2 separate regions of the Homo sapiens genome follow, and region 2 is linked to region 1. Evidence: chromatin loops called from intact Hi-C (ENCODE). Cell type or tissue: K562. All regions are shown on one strand. Each heading gives the region's core, and the rest is flanking DNA. Links, peaks and the distances in the headings are about the cores only.

Region 1 (10,651 bases), core at 1,102-6,101:
TACAGGCATGAGCCACTGCGCCCAGCCAGGACGCTCAAGTTTATACACAGTCCTTGTAGACAGAGCCCCTTGGGGCTCTTGAGGATCCCTGTATTTCCGTGAAGGGCGATTGATCTTCCTCAGGTCACTTGCTGTGCTTGAGCAGTCACTGTGGCCAGGGCCGGGGGGTGGGAGGGTGTGGAGGACTGGGGTGGGGCAGGATGAGCCACAAGTAATTTTTATATGTTTCCCATGGAATAGAGAGGTTCTATTACCAGAAAAAGTGGGGCAAGGGGTGAGGGCAGGTGAAATCAACAAAATATGTTTATATTTTGTGTATTTTATTTGGCTAGCTTTGCAAGAGGTCTTCCTTACTGGACTTTTCCTTCGTTTCTTTGGGTTTATTTGCTCATTCTGGGTTCTTGAGATGTGTGCTTAGCTAATTTAATTTCAATTTGTTTTCTAATATATTCAGGGCTATATGTTTTCTTCTAAATAGTCCTTTGACTGTTCCCCACTTTGTGTGTGTGTGTTTTGGCGTTTTATCTGTAAACTTGGTCTTATGTTCTTCTCCATTCTCTCAGTGATACTGTGATCCACCTAGTAACATCTTTTTTTCCCCCTAAAACCTTTTCGTTTCCACTTCTTCATCTCTTACCAGCCATTCAGCTTCTGTGGGCTGTAGCTAAGGGTACTGATGGAGGTAGGGTCCTTGTATTCTGCATGCTACTTTCCTATGTCATTCTCTGAAGCTGGATTCCACCTCTGTTCTTCCAACTGAATGGTGGGATCCAACCATGTATGAATAGATCTCCCTGAGTGAGCTGAGATCTGATGTAAGAGCCCCTTGTCCCGATGTCATGGCCAGTCCCTGTGACTGGCTGCCTAATAGTACTTACTGGCTTCTCTTGCAGTTATGCTTGAGACTTTGTGGCCCTTCAGAATCTGTACCTCTGTCACTTCAGGACTAACCTCTACAGCCAGGTCATTTCCACCAGGGCTTCCCCGTGTGGCCCAGTGCGCTTTCCCCCCTTGCCACCCAGCCACCCCTGTGTGTGTGCCAGGGAGCACAGATGGCAGTCTGAGCTCACCACATGGTTTTCCTCTTCTAATCTGTAAATGTGGTGGAGTATCATAACATTCTCTCACGTTAAGATATCCTTGCATTCCTGGAAGAAGACAGTCACAATGGATTTGTTATTATACTGCCGGATTTGGTTCTCTGGTATTTTGGCATCCAGGTGTATAGGTGAAATGGTTTAAGGTTTTCCTTTTCCGTACTGCCCCCACCCTTTGTTTTGTATCAAGGTTATACCAGCTTCATATAAATAAGTTGGAAAGTGTTTTCCCTTTATTTTCATTACGAGAGTTTGTATAAGATTGGAATTTTGCATTTCTACAATTTTTGGTAAAGCTTGCTGTAAAACCAACCATGCCTGGCGATTTTTTGGGTGGGTGGGTAGGTAGGTTTGGAATTAGATTGTCAGTGGTAATAGATTACTCAGGTGTTCTGTTCTTCAGTCATATTTTCAAGGAAAAATATTTTCATGTTATTTATTTATTTATTTATTTTTGAGACAGGATCTTGCTCTGTCGCCCAGGCTGGAGTGCAGTGGCCCCATCTCGGCTCACTGCAACCTCCGCCTCCCGGGTTCAAGTGATTCTCCTGCCTCAGCCTCCCGAATAGCTGGGATTACAGGTATGTGCCACCATGGCCGGCTAATTTTTGTATTTTTAGTAGAGATGGGGTTTCACCATGTTGGCCAGGCTGGTCTCAAACTCCCGATCTCAGGTGATCTGCCCACCGCAGCCTCCCAAATTGCTGGGGTTACAGGCGTGAGCCACCACACCCAGCCCCCATATTTTCTCATGTTTGCTATGGCTTCAAACTTACTGGCGCAAAGTTATTTGTATGATTGCCTTATGTTTGTAATCTTGGCTGTATCCAAAGTTATGTCCCCCTTTTTACATGTAATATTGTTTATTTGTGCCTTCTCTCTGTTATAGCTGGTCAATCTTGGCAGAAGGTCATTATTAGTCTTTTCTAAGCACCAGCTTTTTGTTGTCATTCTTTGTATTGGTATTTCATTAATTGCTGCTCTTACCGTATTTCCCACTTATACTCCCTTTGTTTTTGTTTGTTTTTGTTTTTTTCTCATAACCAATGGGAAACAAACCAATCCCTCTGGGTTTATCCTGTAGTTCTTTTTCTTTTTCCTTTCTTTGTTTTGTTTTGTTTTGTTTTGTTTCTGAGATGGAGTCTTGCTCTGTCACCCAGGCTGGAGTGCAGTGGTGCAATCTCAGCTCACTGCAACCTGTGCCTCACAGGTTCAAGCCATTCTTCTGCCTCAGCCTCCTGAGTAGCTGGGATTACAGGCGCCCACCACCACGCCTGGCTAATTTTTATATTTTAGTAGAGACGGGGTTTCAGCATGTTGACCAGGCTGGTCTCGAACTCCTGACCTCAGGTGATCCACCCGCCTCGGCCTCCCAAAATGCTGGGATTACAGGCGTAAGCCACTGAGTCTGGCCTATATTTAAACATTTTGGCTGGGCATGGTGGCACATGCCTGTAATCCCAGCTACTTGAAAGGCTGAAGGGAAAGGATTGCTTAAGCCCTTGAGGAGTTTGAGGCCAGCCTGGGTGACATAGTGAGACTCCCTTTCAATAAAAAATTAAAAGTCAAGAATAATTAAATATTTGGTTGGTTATTTTTAATAATGTGAGCAGCTTCAAACCCACCACCATAAAATAAAGGCTAGGACTTTAACAATAACCCAAGTAACATACTCCACCTCCCATCCTACCCTGACCAGCCCATTCTCTGCTGTCCCACCCAAGGCAACCATTGTCCGAATTCCATGTGCACTTTTTTTCTTTTTACATGGTTTGCTTTATTTTTATTTATTTTTATTTATTTATTTATTTACTTACTTACTTACTTTTTGAGATGGAGTCTCGCTCTTGTCGCCCAGGCTGGAGTGCAATTGTACGATCTCAGCCCACTGCAACCTCCGCATCCAGGGTTCAAGCAATTCTCCTGCCTCAGCCTCCCGAGTAGCTGGGATTACAGGCCTGCACCACCACACCCAGCTAATTTTTTTTGTATTTTTAGTAGAGATGGGATTTCACCATGTTGGCCAGGCTGGTCTCGAACTCCTGCCCTCAGGTGATCCACCCGCCTTGGCCTCCCACAGTGCTGGGATGACAGGTGGTGAGCCACCGTGCCCGGCCTGGTGCTTCGTCTTTAGTAGTTGCCCAGTTGTCTCCCAGGAAAGTGACTTGGGCCACAGAACCGTGGGTTTTGTCTTCATTCAAGGCCCAAACATCTCTACTGACCTGTGTCTGAGAAGCACACAGAGAAGTGTGGGCAGTTTCCTCAGTGGGAGCCGCCCTCAGAAAATCACTGATGAAGCAAGAAGTCAGGACACCACGGACACCACCAGCAGTTCATGCTGTGCGTGTGTTTGATCCACTGGTGACATTTGCAAGAGAATCCAAAAGCCCCTGTGGGAGGTGTGGAGGCATGCCGTATGCCTCATCTGGTGACACTGAGGAATGAAGAATTAGCAGTACAGGCTGGGCGCGGTAGCTCACGCTTGTAATCCCAGCACTTTGGGAGGCCAAGGCAGGTGGATCACCTGAGATCAGGAGTTCGAGACCAGCCCGGCCAACTGGTGAAACCCTGTCTCTACTAAAAAAATACAAAAATTAGCTGGGTGTGGTGGTGCACGCCTGTCATCCCAGCTACTTGGGAGGCTGAGATAGGAGAATCGCTTGAACCCAGGAGGGGAGGCAGAGGTTGCAGTGAGCCGAGATGGCGCCACTGTACTCCGGCCTGGGCAAGAGCAAGACTCCAACCAAAAAAAAAAAAAAAAAGAACTAGCAGTGCCCAGGGCTGTACACCAGGTGCCAGTACTGGCAGCAATTCTTCCAGTTATTGTGATAGATTCTCATGACGCTAAAATACCCACTTTGTTATTTAACCCTTGCTAATCCACAATGAGTTGCCAAGTACCAGAATCCTTTGTTACTAACCAGACCAGGCTGTTCATTCTTGAACAGCATTGGGCATCACTTTGTTTTAATAATTCTTGTATGAGAAGAGCACTCTTTTCCTTCTGATAGCAATGTGGCTCCAACTACTGGCTGATGTGAGACGGTACCGGCAGTTCCTGGCTGTGTATTCTGCCAACATTTAGAGAAGCCACCAGCAGAGGTCACCCTAAGCACGTAAAACCAGCAAGTCAGCACCTTGCCTTGGGCTACAGAACCCGAAAGCATCTAACCTAGTTACAGTCTCATAAGGGAACTGCATTCTTGGTCCAATCAAAGGGTCCACATGCCCCAACAGCAGTTAGGATGCTGGTAGACCACTGCGAACACAAGTTCCACTCCCCCAGAGATGGATTCACTCACCAAGGCATGATCAGAAGTGGCCTTCCTCCCCAGCAGCATTTACAAGCTGGAGTACAGTGCTTGGAGGGTGGTGGGGAACTGCCCTGGTTTTTTTGTTTTTTGGGGGACCCAGTTTCACTTTTCTTGCCCAGGCTGGAGTGCACTGGCGCGATCTTGGCTCACCGCAACCTCCGCCTACTGGATTCAAGCGATTCTCCTGCCTCAGCCTCCCAAGTAGCTGGGATTACAGGCACGCACCACCACGCCTGGCTAATTTTGTATTTTTAGTAGAGATGGGGTTTCTCCATGTTGGTCAGGCTGGTCTTGAACTCCCGACCTCAGGCGATCTGCCCGCCTTGGCCTCCCAAAGTTTTGGGATTACAGGCGTGAACCACCGCGCCTGGCCGCCCTGGTCTTTCAGTTAGAAAGCACCCAAATTGAGGTGCAGGAGGACTCACATGGAGGTGTCTGTGGCTGTGTCCCCCAGAAACCCTGCTCTGGACAAGGATGAGGTACCCCTGTAGTTAATGTCTGAGGATTCAGGGAGCCTTGGACCTGGTAGATGGGCAGCAAGGAGGGGCTGGTAAGACCTAAGAACTGCAGCCTCTGGAAGGGTCGTCTCCCCAGGGCCCCTCAGCACATGTATTCAGCTCCCCTTCTAGTGACTGCTGAAGCTTTCAGGCCTTTGGGGGTTTTGCCTCCCTGCGTTCTTCTCTGAAGGCTCCAAGTGCCTTCTTTCATGTGGGTCTCCCATCCGCTTTGTGTCTGCCATAATTTAGCTTTCGACAATGGAGTTCTGTCTTATCGATCCTACTCACGATCTATGGCCACATCTTTCCTTCCTCGCGCCCTCCCTTCCTTCCTTGCTTCGTGATCTCGGCTCACTGGAACCTCTGGCTCCTGGGTTCAAGAGATTCTCCTGCCCCAGCCTCCTGAGTAGCCGGGATTACAGGCACCTGCCACCACGCCTGCCTAATTTTTTGTATTTTTAGTAGAGACGGGGTTTCTCCATGTTGGTCAGGCTGGTCTTGAACTCCTGACCTCAGGTGATCCACCCGCCTCAGCCTCCCAAAGTGCTGGGATTACAGGCGTGAGACACTGCGCCCGGCCCACACATTCCTTTTTTGGGGGGGTGGGCCGCAGGAGACCTGCCCATCTGTCCTGCTTCTTGCTTCTCCCTTTCACTTTGTCCAGGGCTGACAAATCAGCCGTTTCTGAGGAGCCCTCCTGTCTGCCTCCTTCCCCAGGTGGGGTGTGCATTGGCACAGAAGGGCTGTTTTGCTTCTCTCACTGCCCCTGAACAGGTGCCTGAGGAGGGAAAGGCCTGGGACCCAAGGCAGAGCAGGTGGCGTGCTGTGTCTGTTGGGCAGGGGCGAGGTGGGGAGGACACTGGCAAGGCTCCTTAAGGCCGGGGGGTACGGGGCTCAGGGACTCGGAGAATCAGCATGCAATGACAGCATCGATGTGTCCGGGGCTCAGGGAGAGGGAAGTGGGACCCAGCCTGATCTGAGTGGAGACCCTGAGTGGGGCCAACTCCGTCTTCCCAGTGTGTTTGGGCTTTGGAGACATGCCCAAGGCAGGACAGCTTTGATTCTCACCACAGCCCTGGGGGCCACGACGGCTGTCTCCTCCCTACACCATGGTGAAGACATTCAGACCAACAGAATATAGGAGTTTATCACCAGCAGACAGAAGGAACTTCTAGAAAACAAACTTCAGAAACAATGAGAAGATTTGGCTATCAGTATTTTATTAATATCATAAAATATGTTAAGAGCGCTTACCATCTTTTTCTCTGATCTGGAGTAGTTTAAATAGCATTTGAATGATCTATTATCTAAAGGTAAAGCCTTTAGATAATAACCTTTTTTTTTTTTTTTTGACGGAGTCTCACTCTGTCACCCAGGCTGGAATACAATGGCACCATCTCAGTTCACTGTAGCCTCCGCCTCCCAGGCCCCAAGCAATTCTCCTGCCTCAGCCTCCTGAGTAACTAGGATTACAGGTACCTGCCACCATTCCCGGCTAATTTTTGTATTTTTAGTAGAGACAGGGTTTCGCCATGTTGGCCAGGCTGGTCTTGAACTCCTGACCTCAGGTGATCCGCCCACCTTGGCCTCCAAAAGTGCTGGGATTAAAGGTGTGAGCCATGGTGCCGGTCAATAAACTTTTGAAGCTTTAAAAACATCTAGGCTTGGTGCCTTTTTTGATGCGTCAAAAAATAACCGCAGCAAAGATTTACGTTGTTTTTAGTTTTGGAAGCTCTTTATTAGAAGGCACCGTAGTGGGAAGACAGCAAGTTACAGGCCTGGGAAATGAAGAACCTTACAGAAGAGAGGAAGGAGAAGGCAAAACCAGTGAGCTAGTTCCTTATGCCATATGTGAGTCACCATAGGAAGAGTTTATGAACTTTCACTCATTCTCATGCTGGCCTTTTTTTTTTTTTTTTTTTTCTTTTGGAGACGGAGTCTCGCTCTGTCGCCCAGGCTGGAGTGCAGTGGCGCGATCTCGGCTCACTGCAAGCTCCACCTCCCGGGTTCACGGCATTCTCCTGCCTCAGCCTCCCGAGTAGCTGGGACTACAGGCACCCGCCACCACACCCGGCTAATTTTTTGTAGTTTTAGTAGGGATGGGTTTTCACTGTGTTAGCCAGGATGGTCTCGATGTCCTGACCTCGGGATCCGCCCGCCTCAGCCTCCCAAAGTGCTGGGATTACAGGCGTGAGACATTGCGCCCAGCCATGCTGGCCATTTTTTATATTTATGTCATTATTTAAAACGATGCTTTTTTTTTTGACAGAGCCTCACTCAGTCACCCAGGCTGGAGTGCAATGGCACCATCTCGGCTCACTGCAACCTCCACCTCCCAGGTTAAAGTGATTCTTGTGCCTCAGCCTCCTGAGTAGCTGGGACTATTGGCACACACCACCATGCCCAGGTAATTTTTAAAATTTTTTTGTAGAGACAGGGTCTTGCTTTGTTACCCAGACTGCTCTAGAACTCCTGGCTTCAAGCAATCCTCCCACCTTGGCCTCCAAAAGTGTTGGAATTACAGGCATGAGTGACCGCACCCAGCCTTCTATACTGCTTCTAATAGAATAAAAGAATTTTTCCAGATTTTGTATTAAATGGAAGCAAACAGTATGTATAATTTCATGTCCATGAGGTTCATCCATGTTACTCATTCGGTTATATGAATGTCTACCCTTTGTTGATTTTTTTTTTAGAGACAGAGTCTCACTCTGTCACCCAGGCTGGGGTGCAGTGGCCATTCACAAGTGTGAGGATAGCTCACTGCAGCCTCAAATTCCCAGGCTCAAGCAATCCTTTGCCTCAGCCTCCCGGGTAGCTGGGACTACAGATACAGGCATGAGCCACCACACCCAGCTAAATTTAAAAAATATTTTTAGAGGTGGGTCTCACTATGTCACCAGGCTGGTCTTGAACTCCTGGCCTCAAGGGATCCTTAGCCTCCCCAGTAGCTGGGATTACAGGCACTAAGAACCATGCCCGGCTATTTATTCATTCTTCTGTTAATGGACATTTGGGTTGTTTCCAGTTTGGGGCTGTTATAAATAGTGCTGTTAAGAACATTCTTGTTCATGTCTTTAGCTGAACATATGTATGCTTTTCTGTTGCTAAGCCAACATGTTCTTGTTCTCTCTTTTTAAACAAAGTTCTATAATGGAAATTTTCAAACATACTCAAAAGTAGATAGAATGGAATAATGAATCCCATTGTACCTGTTACACAGCTTCAGTTTTCTTTTCTTTGTATTTTTTGGTTTTTTTCTGAGACAGGGTCTTGCTCTGTCGTCCAGCCTGGAGTGCAATGCATGATCCTAGAACACTGCAGTCTCCAACTCCTCCTGCCTCAACCTCCTGAGTAGCTGGGACTGCAGGTGCATGCCACCATGCCTGGCTGATTTTTAAATTTTTTGTAGAGATGGGGATCTCGCAATGTTGCCCAGGCTGGTCTCCAGCTCCTAGCCTCAAGCAATCCTCCTGCCTCGGCCTCCCAAAGTGCTGTGATTACATGCACGAGTCACCATGCCCAGCCAATATCATCATTATTATTACTAACAATAAGACTATTAAATGTGTTTAAGATTTCATTATGTTAATTTAAAAATTTTTAAATAGATATCCTACTAGGGATGTGAGGTCAAAATATTCTATCTTAAAATCTTTTGAAATAATTCTGGTTGGGTGTGGTGGCTCATGGCCAGAACTGCAATGGGTGCAGTTGCCTGAACTGAATCCTTTTGCTAAAACCTACTATCGGCTGGGTGTGGCTAGTACTGCAATCCCAGCACTTCGGGAAGCTGAGGCAGGAGAATTGCTTGAGCCCAGGAATTTTGAGACCAGCCTGGGCAACATAGCAAGACCCTGTCTTTGCAAAAAAATTAGCCAGACATGATAGCATGCAGCTGTGGTCCCAGCTACTCAGGAAGCTGACGTGGGTGGATCACTTGAGCCAGGAGGTCAAGGCTGCAGCTAGCCATGTTTGTACCACTGTACTCCAGCCTGGGCGACACAGTGAGACCTTGTCTTAAAAAAAGTAAAAAGGATATTACTAGGCTGGTGACCTGCTAGTGGTGGCCGCAGATGGAGAGGCTTCCCTTGGCAATGATTTAGTAGGGTGGGATGGGAGTGGGGCTGGGCCCAGAGATGCTGACCCCCTTTGTACCATTGAGTGAAGCCAGTAAACCTGCCCCACCCCAGGCATACCCCCTTCTATGAGGTACACCCAGCCCCCTACTCACCCTGACCAGCCTGGGGAGTGAGAGTGCCCACTGCTCATCAAGGTGGAAGGCAGAACTCATCAGCTTGTAGTCAATGCAGTACCTGCAACAAAGCTGCTCCAATCCAGAATGCACCCGAGGGAGAAAGATGTCTGAAGTCCTCATAGCTGTCTCATCTGCAAAGTGACTTCCCAGCGGGTTACCTGCCCTCGGCCCTACTGCAAAGGAATCATCACTGTGGGGTCCAGAACCTCAGGTGGGTGTCAGGGCCATCCGTGGGCACTGCAGGAATACTCTTCCATGGACAGAGTTCACATGTCACCCTCACTGTTGGAAAGTGTCATCTATGGGTGCAGATATCCGTGGAAGTGACATATCTGCTACCTGCTTTGGCTCAGGGAAGCATGCGGGGCGACATGGAGGCCTCCATGCAGCCTGGTGTCTGTCATCTTGCTGGCTGTGCTGTGTTTGGGCCAGGCCCTCTTTCGGGCCTGCCTGAAGGTCAGCCACCCTGTCCAGAGCTTCTCCTGAGCCCCATGAGGACTCACAGACTGTGCCTGGTCCCTTCAAGGGAGCTGGGAGCCAGCAGCTGCCATCCTTTCTGGGTAGAGGTGGGAAGGAGCTAGGCTGTGCTCGGGTCTGGGGTAGGCAGAGCCTCTGCTGGGCAGCCGCTCCCTCAAGGCCGCTGTGTTTACAGAAAAGCAAACCAGGTGTTCTTCCTAAAACTGGGTCCCGTAAGAAGACAGTTCTGGCCTCGTCCTTCCCATACACTCCCTGAGAGCCATTCCTGTCCCTTCCACGTTCTATGGCACGACGGGTGGGCACCCCTGGGCCTGCCTCGGCTCCCTCAGGCTCTTCTCCCTACCTTTCATGTCCTGGTGTGGGGGTGGTGACAGCCGTGGCTCTGCAGACTACAGGATCTGGCCCGTATGTGACCACTTAACAGAGTATTTGTCCCTAGTCCTGTATTTCCCTTAATTCCTCCCTCCAGTCCCCTAGCTCCCAACTGTATTTAACTGCGCTGGGGCTGCGTAGGGTTGCTCTGTCCTGGGGGGTGGCCAGGGACTCATCCAGTGCTTGTAAATAAATAAGGCTACGACTCAAAGAAAAAAAAATAGACATTAGGACAGTTGGGGTCTAAAATGAGGTGGAAGTGACGCATCAACGGTACTTTTCCCAATGTCCTAGGTGGCGTTAGTTTATGTGGGAGAACGCCCTTGTTTGCAGGAAACACACACTTAGTTGGGGCGGTACGGAATCCCCTTGACCACCGATTGTCAAATGGTTCAAGGGGAAACACTTTGTATCGCTTGCAACTTTTCCTATGGGTTCTGTAGCTTTTTTTTTTTTTTTTTAATCTTAGTAGCTATCATTTTTCTCCTATGGGTTCTAAACAGTATCACGGTTTCGAAAAATCTTTTTAGCAACCTCTGCATTGCCAGGGTCCTCAGCCCCACCCTGCTCTCCACTGTCCACGTGGCTGCTGGTGGGTCTCTCTGGGAACTCCAGCCAATTAATCCTGCTCCTCCT
Region 2 (10,651 bases), core at 3,772-8,771, 140 kb before region 1:
CCATGCACCGTGACGGCAGAGTACAAGTTACAAGTCATGCCTGAGTCTGGGAGGTCCACGGTTGGGAATCCATCACTGGCTTTTGTGAGCAAGGCAGGTCACGCGGATACAAAGCATCTTTCCCTGTCTGCTGAAGTAAAATCCATGAATAACTTCTCCAAACATTCCTAACCAAAACTCTCATATGTTAGGAAAAAGTTCCGAACTAGAGCTCAGTCAAAAATCTCCTCGGTTTGCAAGCACAGCTGTAGAGCTAAAGCTTCAGCACCCTCTAAAAGCTTGTCAGAAATGCAGACTTATAGGTCCCACCCCAGGCCAGCTGAATCAGAATCTGCATTTTAACGAGACACCCAGAACATTCTTACCCGCATTAGAGTTTGAGAAGCACTGAGCTATGGTCCACTTTCAATTAAGGTTTTTACCACATCAGAGTTGGATTTTGAGCAAAAGCCACGTTATCAGATTCAGTACGTGGGTAAAGGTTGGTTTTGCCAAATACAAGTAGGCCTTCTCCTGTAGTTTGGCACCACTTGAGTAACTACTGTCAATATTTGCAACTTTACAACCACTATGGAGAACAGTTTGGAGGTTCCTCCAAAAATAAAAACAGAGCTACCTTACAATCCAGCAATCCCATTGCTAGGTATATACCCCAAATAAAGGAAATCAGTATAGAAAAGAGGTCTCTGCATTCCCATGTTTACTGCAGCACTATTCACAGTAGGCAAGATTTGAAAGCAAGTGTCTATCAACAGATGAATGGATAAATAAATGCAGTACATATATATACAATGGAGTACTATTTGGCCACAAAAAAGAATGTGATCCTTTGGATGGATGGATGAAACATGGATGGAACTAGATCATTATGTTAAATAAAATAAGCCAGGCACAGCAAGACAAACTTCACATGTTCTCACTTACTTGTGAGAGCTAAAAATTAATACAATTAAACTCATGGAGACAAAGAGTAGAAGGATGGTTACCACAGGCTGGGAAGGGTAGTGGTGGGGTTAGGGGGGTGGATGGGAGGGAAGTGGGGAGGGCTAATGGATTAAAAAAAAAAGTTACAAAGCATGAATAAGACCTAATATTTGCTAGCACAACAGGGTGACTATAGTACAAAATAATTTAATTATACATTTTAAAGTAACTAAAAAGTATAACTGGATTGTCTGTAACACAAAGGATAAATGCTTGAGTTGGACACCCCACTTACCCTCATGTGATTATTATGCATTGCCTGCCTGTATCAAAACAAATGCAACCCATAAATATATACACCCACTATGTACCCACAAACATGAAAATTAAAAATTTATATATTTCGGGCTTAGCCACCACTATCTCAAGCACATCATGAAAACTAAAGGTAAACAGTAGCATGATGTTTTCAGGTTGCAAGCACTGGTTTCATAACAGGCTGTAAATTAATCCTAAAAGTCAGAACTTCTCTTTTTCAGTGGTTCTCAAACTTTGGTGTGCCTAAGGGTCGCCTGGGGAACCTGTTTAAAAATACAGACAGCGGCCAGGCACAGTGGCTCACACCTGTAATCCCAGCACTTTGGGAGGCTGAGGCGGGCGGATCATGAGGTCAAGATATCGAGACCATCCTGGCCAACATGGTGAAACCCTGTCTCTACTAAAAATACAAAAATTAGCTGGGCGTGGTGGCGCATGTCTGTAGTCCCAGCTACTCGGGAGGCTGAGGCAGGAGAATCACTTGAACCCGGGAGGCGGAGGTTGCAGTGAGCCAAGATCGCGCCACTGCACTCCAGCTTGGGCGACAGAGCAAGACTTTGTCTCGAAAAAAAAAAAAAGTGCAGACAGCAAGAGCTCACCTCTCAAGAGTCCTATTTAGTAGCTTCATCAGCAGTAAGCCTAACAATAATAAGAAACACAATATCAGGGCTGGGATTAGGGTGAGGCAAGCAAGGGACCCAGGGTACAAAACTTAAAGAAGTGCTTGCTCTCAGGTTTGTGCAAGTGCCAAGACAGTAAGTGCCTCCTCACACACTTCGTGGGGCATGTCACTTGACTCACTCTAGTCTTGGTCCTGCAAAGTATAGGGTAGTCCATGGACCATCAGCATCAGCATGGCCTGGGGACTTATTAAAAATGCAAAAGCCGTCTGGGCACCATAGCTCACCCTGTAATCCCACTTTGGGTGGTTGCTTGGGGACAGGATTTCAATACCAGCCCAGGTAATATGGCAAGACTCCCATCTCTGTAAAAAAATTTTTTTTAATTACCTGGGCATGGTGGCAGAAGTCTACAGTCCTATCTACTAAGAAGGCTGAGGCAGGAGCATCACTTCAGTCCATGAGTTTGAGGCTGCAGTGAGCCATGATCAGGCCACTGCACTCTAGCCTGAGTGACAGAGTGTGATACTGTCCAATAAATAAATAAATAAATAAATAAACGGGGCAAAATCTTGGCCTACCCCAGACCTACTGAATCAGAATTTGCATTTTATGCTGGGTGCTGTGGCTCATGTCTGTAATACCAGCATTCTAGAAGCCCAAGGCAGGTGGATCACCTGAGGTCAGGAGTTCAAGACCAGCCTGGCCAACATGGTGAAACCCCGTCTCTACTAAAAATAAAAAAAGAATTTGCATTTTAACAAGATTCTCAGGTTATTCCTGTTCACATTAAAGTCTGAGAAACAATGAATAGAAGGGATGCTCAAATTTAGTTCTGCAACTGAAACCAAAACCCTAAGCACTTTTTAACCTATCATGCTGCATTTCTAAAATAGGAAACAGTGAGTAATGGCTCTCCACTGGAGTCCAAAGGACAGCCCTACAATGGCCAATATTATTGTCACCCCTTGGTCAATGGCCTGGATAATGACATAAGAGATGCTTATTAACCTGCAGGTGGCACAAAAGAGGAGGCTGCTGAGGCAGGAAGGAGCAGAGTCAGACCATCCTGACCGGCTGGATGCCAGGTAAGCACATAACAAGTTTTACATTTAGGTTAAAAATTTCAGTAATGAAGGTATAAGATGTGTGTGGTGGTTTGCTTGGAAATAAAACATATGAAACACTCTAGGAATAAATCCAAAAGTGTGTCATGAATTTAATATAATGGCATTTCAAAACAGGAAAAAATGAGTAATTCAATAATGTTGGAGTAACTAGACAGCTAGCTGGAAAAAAATTAATTTGAACCCCTACCTCACATCTTATCTTAAAATAAATTCTAGATGCATAAAAGATTTAAGTACACACACACACACACAAACACAAACACACACACTCACACAAATCCATTTAAGTACTAGCAGAAAATATGGGTATTTTTTAAACAGCCTCAAGTGGACAAGGCCTTTCTAAGTATGAATAAACTCCAAACACATGAAGTCCAGAGGTCATTTTAAAAAAGATGGCTACATTTTATTACATTAAAGAAAAACTTCTGCACGGCAAACACCAATGTAAACAGAGCTTGGAGACAAATGACGAAATGGTGGGGGGGGGGGCAATTTGTGACTCATATCCAAGACATAGGGCTATTTTCAAAAATCCCCAAAAATCAAGAAGAAAAAAGCCCAACAAGCCAAGAGAAAAGTGGGCAATGCTGAGGCTGGAGAGCCTACGGAGGCCGGGCACTGTCCTCCAATAGCTGAAGACCACTTCTGTGGGAGTGAAAAAACTGAGTCATTCATTTCTACAAATGGTTAAATCAGGACTTAGGGTGGAAATTCCCATGAGTTAAGTTTTAGCCGAACATAGAGAACTTATTAATAATTCGGGCAGTCCATACAATGGAATGGGCCTGCTTAAAAAACTGCTGAATTCTTGTTCAGTGGAAGCACTCGGGCCAAGGCTAGATGAGGGTCAACTTGTATGAAGTTTTTTGGAAGGCATGAGATGGGAAACTAAACTGCACGATTACTGAGGGTGCTTAAAACCCTAAAATTATGCAATTCTATTCAAAGACTACATCCGCTCTGGAAAAGATAGGAGAATAAATCAAATAATGATGGGCTATCACAGCTCCATAAAGACTGAAAGCCATGGTGCTCATCACTCCTAGCTTTTTATTCTAAGTAGGGTGTTCTCTGGAGTGGGGATGTTAGAGGATATGAAGGTTTTGTTAAATCATAACTCCTGCACTCAGGAATATTTTGGTTTGTTTTGGTTTTTGGTGTGTGTGTGTGTGTGTGTGTGTGTGTGTGACAGTGGGATTGGGCAGTCCTGTTTCACATTCTTGGCGTGTGTGTGTGTGTGTGTGTGTGTTAGCGGGATTGGGCAGTCCTGTTTCACATTCCTCTCCTGGGCTCCCCAAACACTGAAAGCAACAGCACAATTTTGAAAGAGAGTGAATTAGTGCTGGAGGGTTGAGTGTGAGGTCTCAGCAGCATAGCCACATAACCCGTAGGACGTACTTACGTATCTACGTCATTTACGACAGTCCAATTATGAGCTAAAAGTCACAGACAAATCAGTAGCTCAATAATTCAACTGACAGGTGGACAGTGTTTCAGAAGCTAGTCTGGAAGGCACGTGGGCAGAATCTGAAACCACGTTAAGAGGAGCGCAGGAGGCTGGGTGTAGTGGCTCACGCCTGTAATCCCAGCACTTTGGGAGGCCAAGTGGGGTGGATCACTTGAGGTCAGGAGTTCGAGACCAGCCTGGCCAACATGGTGAAACCCCGTCTCTACTAAAAATACAAAAATTAGCCAGGCATGGTGGTAGGCACCTGTAATCCCAGCTACTCGGGAGGCTGAGACAGAAGAATTGCTTGAACCCAGGAGGTGGAGGTTGCACTGAGTTGAGATTGCACCACTGCACTCTAGCCTGGGTGACAGAGCAAGGCTCTGTCTCAAAAAAAAAAAAAAAGCGCAGGAGAGGAGGCCAGCAGGGATGAGGGCAGGCCTCAGGCAGCCATGGTACATGCTGAACCTGTGCACAGTGTGTCTGGGTGACAGTGCTGGCATGTTTTCCACACAGAAAATCGCTCTGTAATACTAGTAATTTATCAACTAAAGTTAAAATGAAGAACTTTCATTTATCTTGAGTTCTAAAGCTTAAGCCAAAGCAATTTTAGTTGGAGAAAGCTGAGGAGCTAACAAAAACCCATAAAGATTCTGAAGGGCGTGCCTTACCTATCTCAGAGCTCGTGAAGATGGCAACCATGAGTCCTTAGCGTGGCTTCTAATTTCTCTTCAAAATCAAGGGCTTCCTTTCTTTTTGATATGGACACACCACTAAGTACTCTTTAGCCATTACCAGGACAAGCTTTTAGTTCAAAATATAATGAAAAGAATGAGTGGTGAGAAGAAATAAGATTTTTTTTTTTGAGATGGAGTCTATCTCTATTGCCCAGGCTGGAGTGCAGCGATGTGACCTCAGCTCACTGCAACCTCCACATCCCGGGTTCAAGCCATCCTCCTGCCTCAGACTCCCAAGTAGCTGGAGTAGCACCACACCTGGCTAATTTTTGTATTTTTAGTAGAGACAGGGTTTCACCATGATGGCCAGGCTGGTCTCGAACTCCTGACCTCAGGTGATCCACCTACCTCAGCCTCCCAAAATGCTGGGATTACAGGCGTGAGCCACTGCACTTGGCTGAAATAAGATATTTTTGAGGTAAGAGAGCAATAAATAAGGAAGAAACAAGAAACCCAAAGAGGAGATAAGAAGGATTATCTCCGGCATAATTATCTAAGATTCAAGACAGAATAAAAGTGAGTAATTGCTGGGGAGTGAAGGGAATCCCCAGTGATAGTGAGAAAAAGATGACACCGTGACCAAGTTTCTACACTGGCCATCAGGGGGCACCATCGGTCAGAACAACGCCCTGGCGCCAGGGTACAGGGAGCCCTACCCAACTGGACTTCCATATGTACAGGCTGCTCCCACTTTGGGAACACATACTAAACTATAAGCCATTGGAAATGCTTTTACAGCCAGATTAAGAGAGAAAAAAAAATACATCAAAAACAAACACAAACCCATCTGTCCCTATATTTGTACATCCAAATCAGAAATGGCAACGATACGTAGCGTGTCATTTGGATCCTAGAAGTAGGGAGGGCCAGAGAAAGCTGAAGAAATTTCATCACCTAGCCAGGTGTAGTGGCAGGCACCTGTAGGTCCCAGCTACTAGGGAGGCTGAGGCACAAGAATCACTTGAACCTGGGAGGCAGAGGTTGCAGTGAGCCGAGCGAGATTGCTCCACTGCACTCCAGCTTGGGGGACAGAGCGAGACTCCGTCTCAAAAAAAAAAAAAAAAAAAAAAAAAGAAAAAGAAAAAGAAAAAGAAATTTAATCACCGAGTCCCTGTTACTGAAACTCAGCCGGCCTCACAACAGTCGAGGGCAGCAGCACAGTGGGGCAGTGGACTCCGCACAAGGGGATGGTGGGGAATTACGCTAATGGGGATTTCAGGGAGCACAGAGAGGAACCTGGAACAATGACAATGTGATCAATGCCTCAGGAATAGGCATTTCATGCTTATGTTAGAGCTAGGTTCTCATATCTTTAAGAAATTAGAATAAACATGGGGTATATATCACAGGCATCTGAAGAAGGAAGTCAACAACTTGCCCAGTATCACACTTAGCCAGGACAAGTATCTGTCTGGCTTGCTAATCCAGTTTCTTTCCATTAGATATTTTTATAAATAATTAAATTTGTGATGGGAAAAAAAAGAAGAAAGCATTGCTTTAAGGTACATTTAACAAAAAAGTCTGGCTGGGCGCAGTGGCTCACACCTGTAATCCCAGCACTTTGGGGGGTTGAGATAGGAGGATCGCTTGAGGCCAGAAGTTTCAGACCAGTCTGACCGACAGATGTGGAACTCCATCTCTACAAAAAAATTGAAAAGTTAGCTGGGTGTAGTGGTGTGTGCCTATAGTTCCTGCTACCCTGGAGGACAGCTTGAACACAGGAATCGGAGGCTGCAGTGAGCTATGATAGCGCCACCCCAGCCTGGGCATGGTCTTCAGACTCAGACCTGCTGGCAGGCAAAAATCTTTCAATGACATCTCTGGATCTACATCAGGTTATAAACCACGGACATTATCAGCTGTTCCAGTGACCTGCATCGAGGTTGGCAAGATCCTTTGCCCCAAGCATCTGTGCACAGTGATGCCTCCAGCAGCCACTAGTGAAGCCAAGGAGCAGAACATAGGAAAAAAACTCAGCTCCTCCATCTGGCAGCATATGGCTAGCCAGACCTAGTGCTCTATCTTGCAAAACTAGCTATAAAGCTGAGGTGAGAGTCTTTAATGAATAAATGCAACAAATAAACTCTGCAAAGCAGAGTAATAATGGCTATACGAAGACAGGTGACACGGGTTAGAGTAGCAGCAGGAGGCCATAAAGTGCCCAGGACAGATTCCAGAAATTTTCTGGAGTCAGAATGTATAGAACTTGCTGATAGATTGCACACACAGAGCATGAAAAAGAAGCAAAGATGACTCCGGGGTTTTTGGCTTGAGCAACAGGGTGGAAGGCAGCACCATTTACAGTCGGCCCTCTGTACCCACAGGTTCCATATCCATGGATCAAAAATATTTAGGAAAAAAGCCAGGTGCCATGGCTCACTTCTGTAATCCCAGCACTTTGGGAGGCCAAGGCAGGGAGATCACTTGAGGTCACGAGTTCGAGACCAGCCTGGCCAACATGGTGAAACTCCGTCTCTACTAAAAATACAAAATTAGCTGGGCGTGGTGGCATGTGCCTGTAATCCCAGCTAATCAGCAGACTAAGGCATGAGAATTGCTTGAACCTGGGAGGCGGAGGTTGCAGTGAGCAGAGATCCCACCACTGCACTCTAGCCTGGGCAAGAGAGTAAAACTCCATCTCAAGAAGTATGTACCTATATGTATATTTAGGGGGAAAAAAAGGCTGGTTGCATCTATACTGAACATGTACAGACTTTTTTTTTCTTGTTTATTCCCTAAATAATACAGTATAACAACAATTTACATAGCATTTACATTGTATTAACTATTATAAGTATTCAAGAGATTAAAGTACGAGGGAGGATGTGTGTAGGTTATATGCAAATACAGTGTCACTATATAAGGAACTTAAGCATCTGTGGATTTTGGTATCTGTATTAATCCGTTTTCACACTGCTATAAAGATACTACATGAGACTGGGTAATTTATAAAGGAAAGGGTTTTAATTGACTCGCAGTTCCACAAGGTAGGGGAGGCCTCAGGAAACTCACAATCATCGTGAAGGGGAAGCAAGCATGGACTGTCTCACATGGTGGCAGGAGACAGAGGTGTGTGAGAGCGCAGGAAAAAAGCACCATTTATAAAACCATCAGATCTTGTGAGAATTCATTCACTGTCACAAGAACAGCATGGAAGAAACCGCCCCCATAATCCAGTCACTTGCCATCAGGTTCCTCCCTTAACACTCAGGGATTACAATTCAAGATGAGATTTGAGTGGGGACACACAGCTAACCTATATCAGTATCCATTGTGGAGGGCTGCTCGTGGAACCAATCCCCCAGAGATACCAAGGGACAAGTGTACTTAGATGAATAAAGATTGGGAGAGGAACAGATTTTTTTTTTTTAATGAGGAAGGGATAAAATAAGTTTTAGCAATGCTAAGTTTGAGATATCTGTTAGATATTTAGGTGGGGCTATCAGGTAGACAGTGAGTATACAAATTTAGAGATCAGAGAAAAAATCAAACTGGAGATGTAAATTTGAGACACATATAAACCTAATTAGAAGAAAATACAGGATAATGCCTTTTTTTTTTACATAGAGATGGAGTCTTGCTATGTTGCCCAGGCTGGTCTCGAACTCCTGGCTTCAAGCAATCCTTCCACCTTGGCCTCCCAAAGTGCTGGGATTACAGTCATGAGCCACCACGCCTGGCCCAGAAAAGATTTCTTAAGTAAGACATCAAAAAGCACAAATCTTTATAAATGGAAAAACCAAAGGAAATGTCTAAATTAAAACAAAAGATTTCTGCTGAATAAAGGACACCACAAACAAAGTTAGCAGGTAGATGAGGGACAGAAGAAGACATCTGAAACATTTATAACTGCCTTAGGATTAATAGCTACAATATATAAGAAACTCTACTGGAAAAATGGGAAAATGATATGACCAGGTCATTCATAAAAGGAAAATCCAAAGACTACCCAGTATATACAGAAATCTAGCCATGCTCATTAGTAATCAGAGAAATGTGAGTTTAAAAAGATATTAATAACATGTGAAACCTGCCAAACTCACAAAAGTTTTAAAGTCAAATACTAAGGACTGCACTTAGTAGTGGAAATACAAATTAAGCAATCATGCATTACTTAGTGAAATTAAATATGATTATACTCTGTGACCCAACAATGATACTTGTTGGTATTTAGCCAGAGAAACTCTTGTACAAGTTCGTAAGAAGACATATATGAGGATCTTCTTATTAATTTATTTAGTTTTATCTTTTTTTTTGAGACAGTCTCACTCTGTTGCCCAGGCTGGAGTGCAGTGGTGGCACAATCAAGGCTCACTGCAGCCTGAACGTCCTGGGCTCAAGCGATCCTCCCACCCCAGTCTCTCAAGTAGCTGGGACCACAGGCACATGCCACTGTGCTCAACTAAGTTTTTAATTTCTGGCAGAGATGAGGTTTTTGTCACATTGCCCGGGTTGGTCTCGAACTCCTGGGCTCAAGCGATCCTTCTGCCTCAGCCTCCCCAAAGTTCTGAGACTATAAGTGTGAGCCACTATACCCACAGAGCATTGTTTGTGGTACAGGGAGAACAAATAAGGTGTCTGTCACTTAGGGGAACAGGCAAATAAAACGCAGTAGACAGAGCAATAAAAATACAATGCAGTGGCTAAAAGCACCATATAAACACAACACCAACAGAACTGAAAAACATAGTTTTAAATGAAGAAAGGATCAGAATGAGAATTATCATGTAATACTATTTATATAAATTTACAGAAAACACCATGTAAGAATACATATATATCCAAGGATACATATTAAACACATCAGAGAAGATGCTAATGGGAGTGGGATGGGAATGGGAGAAGAGATACAAAGTGACAACAGAAAACAATAAAAACATCAGGGACCCTTGCAATGTCAATATAATGGTATTGTAAAAATAACACATTTTTAATTGGAAGAAAAAGTAACAAATTCAAAGGGGCAGAAGGAAGTTTCCTTCTGCTTCAACTCTCCTTTCCAAACTGTTTGACATTTGGTTCATTTGACTTACCAGGTAAGGAAGGGGGCTAGAGGGGAGGGAGGGAGGAGGCCAACATGTATAAATGCGGCCTACTATATTGCATCTTGCACCCACTTTGACCATGGCATTTGTCATGCTGCTGAAATTATACATATACACAGCTATCTTCTCACCCTGAAAGTTACATCCTTAAGGGCAGGACTGTATCATATTCATCCTCATGCACCCAAAACCCAACTCGGGGGATGGTGCAAAGAATACATTCAATAAATGCTGACTGGCTGACTGGTTGGTTGGTTGGTAGACTGGATGGAAAATAAATCAAAATTATAATCCAGCTGAATTGTTTTCAGCTCAGGTGTACCCTTAGTGCTTGACTATTATAATGTAGCCAATTGAATGTTTAAAGAATTATCATAAATGGGTAGATGTCCTCCTAACATCATTTATTCTAGCATAAAAATGCATG

What was found. Peaks named below come from ENCODE experiments on the same cell type or tissue, not always from the same donor. Only the 100,000 strongest peaks of a DNase experiment are listed, where the experiment ranks them.
Region 2: a loop joins it to region 1, with 11 times the contacts of the local background. A loop is called at or near these places in 5 of 110 quality-filtered maps.

What each region holds. Positions count from the first base shown.
Region 1 is chr11:65,982,680-65,993,330 of GRCh38, reverse strand. It overlaps the pseudogene LOC100420020. Among named protein-coding and RNA genes, the nearest start is that of EIF1AD, 14 kb to the left of the region's middle. RefSeq lists an enhancer at 3,900-3,969. In K562, for the core only: a CTCF peak has its summit at 4,163 (motif pointing right); a DNase peak (open chromatin) is centred at 4,180.
Region 2 is chr11:66,129,856-66,140,506 of GRCh38, reverse strand. The region is part of intron 1 of PACS1 (phosphofurin acidic cluster sorting protein 1); the gene reads right to left. Among named protein-coding and RNA genes, the nearest start is that of PACS1, 65 kb to the right of the region's middle. RefSeq lists silencers at 1,438-1,597, 4,602-4,651. In K562, for the core only: a CTCF peak has its summit at 5,782 (motif pointing right); a DNase peak (open chromatin) is centred at 5,776.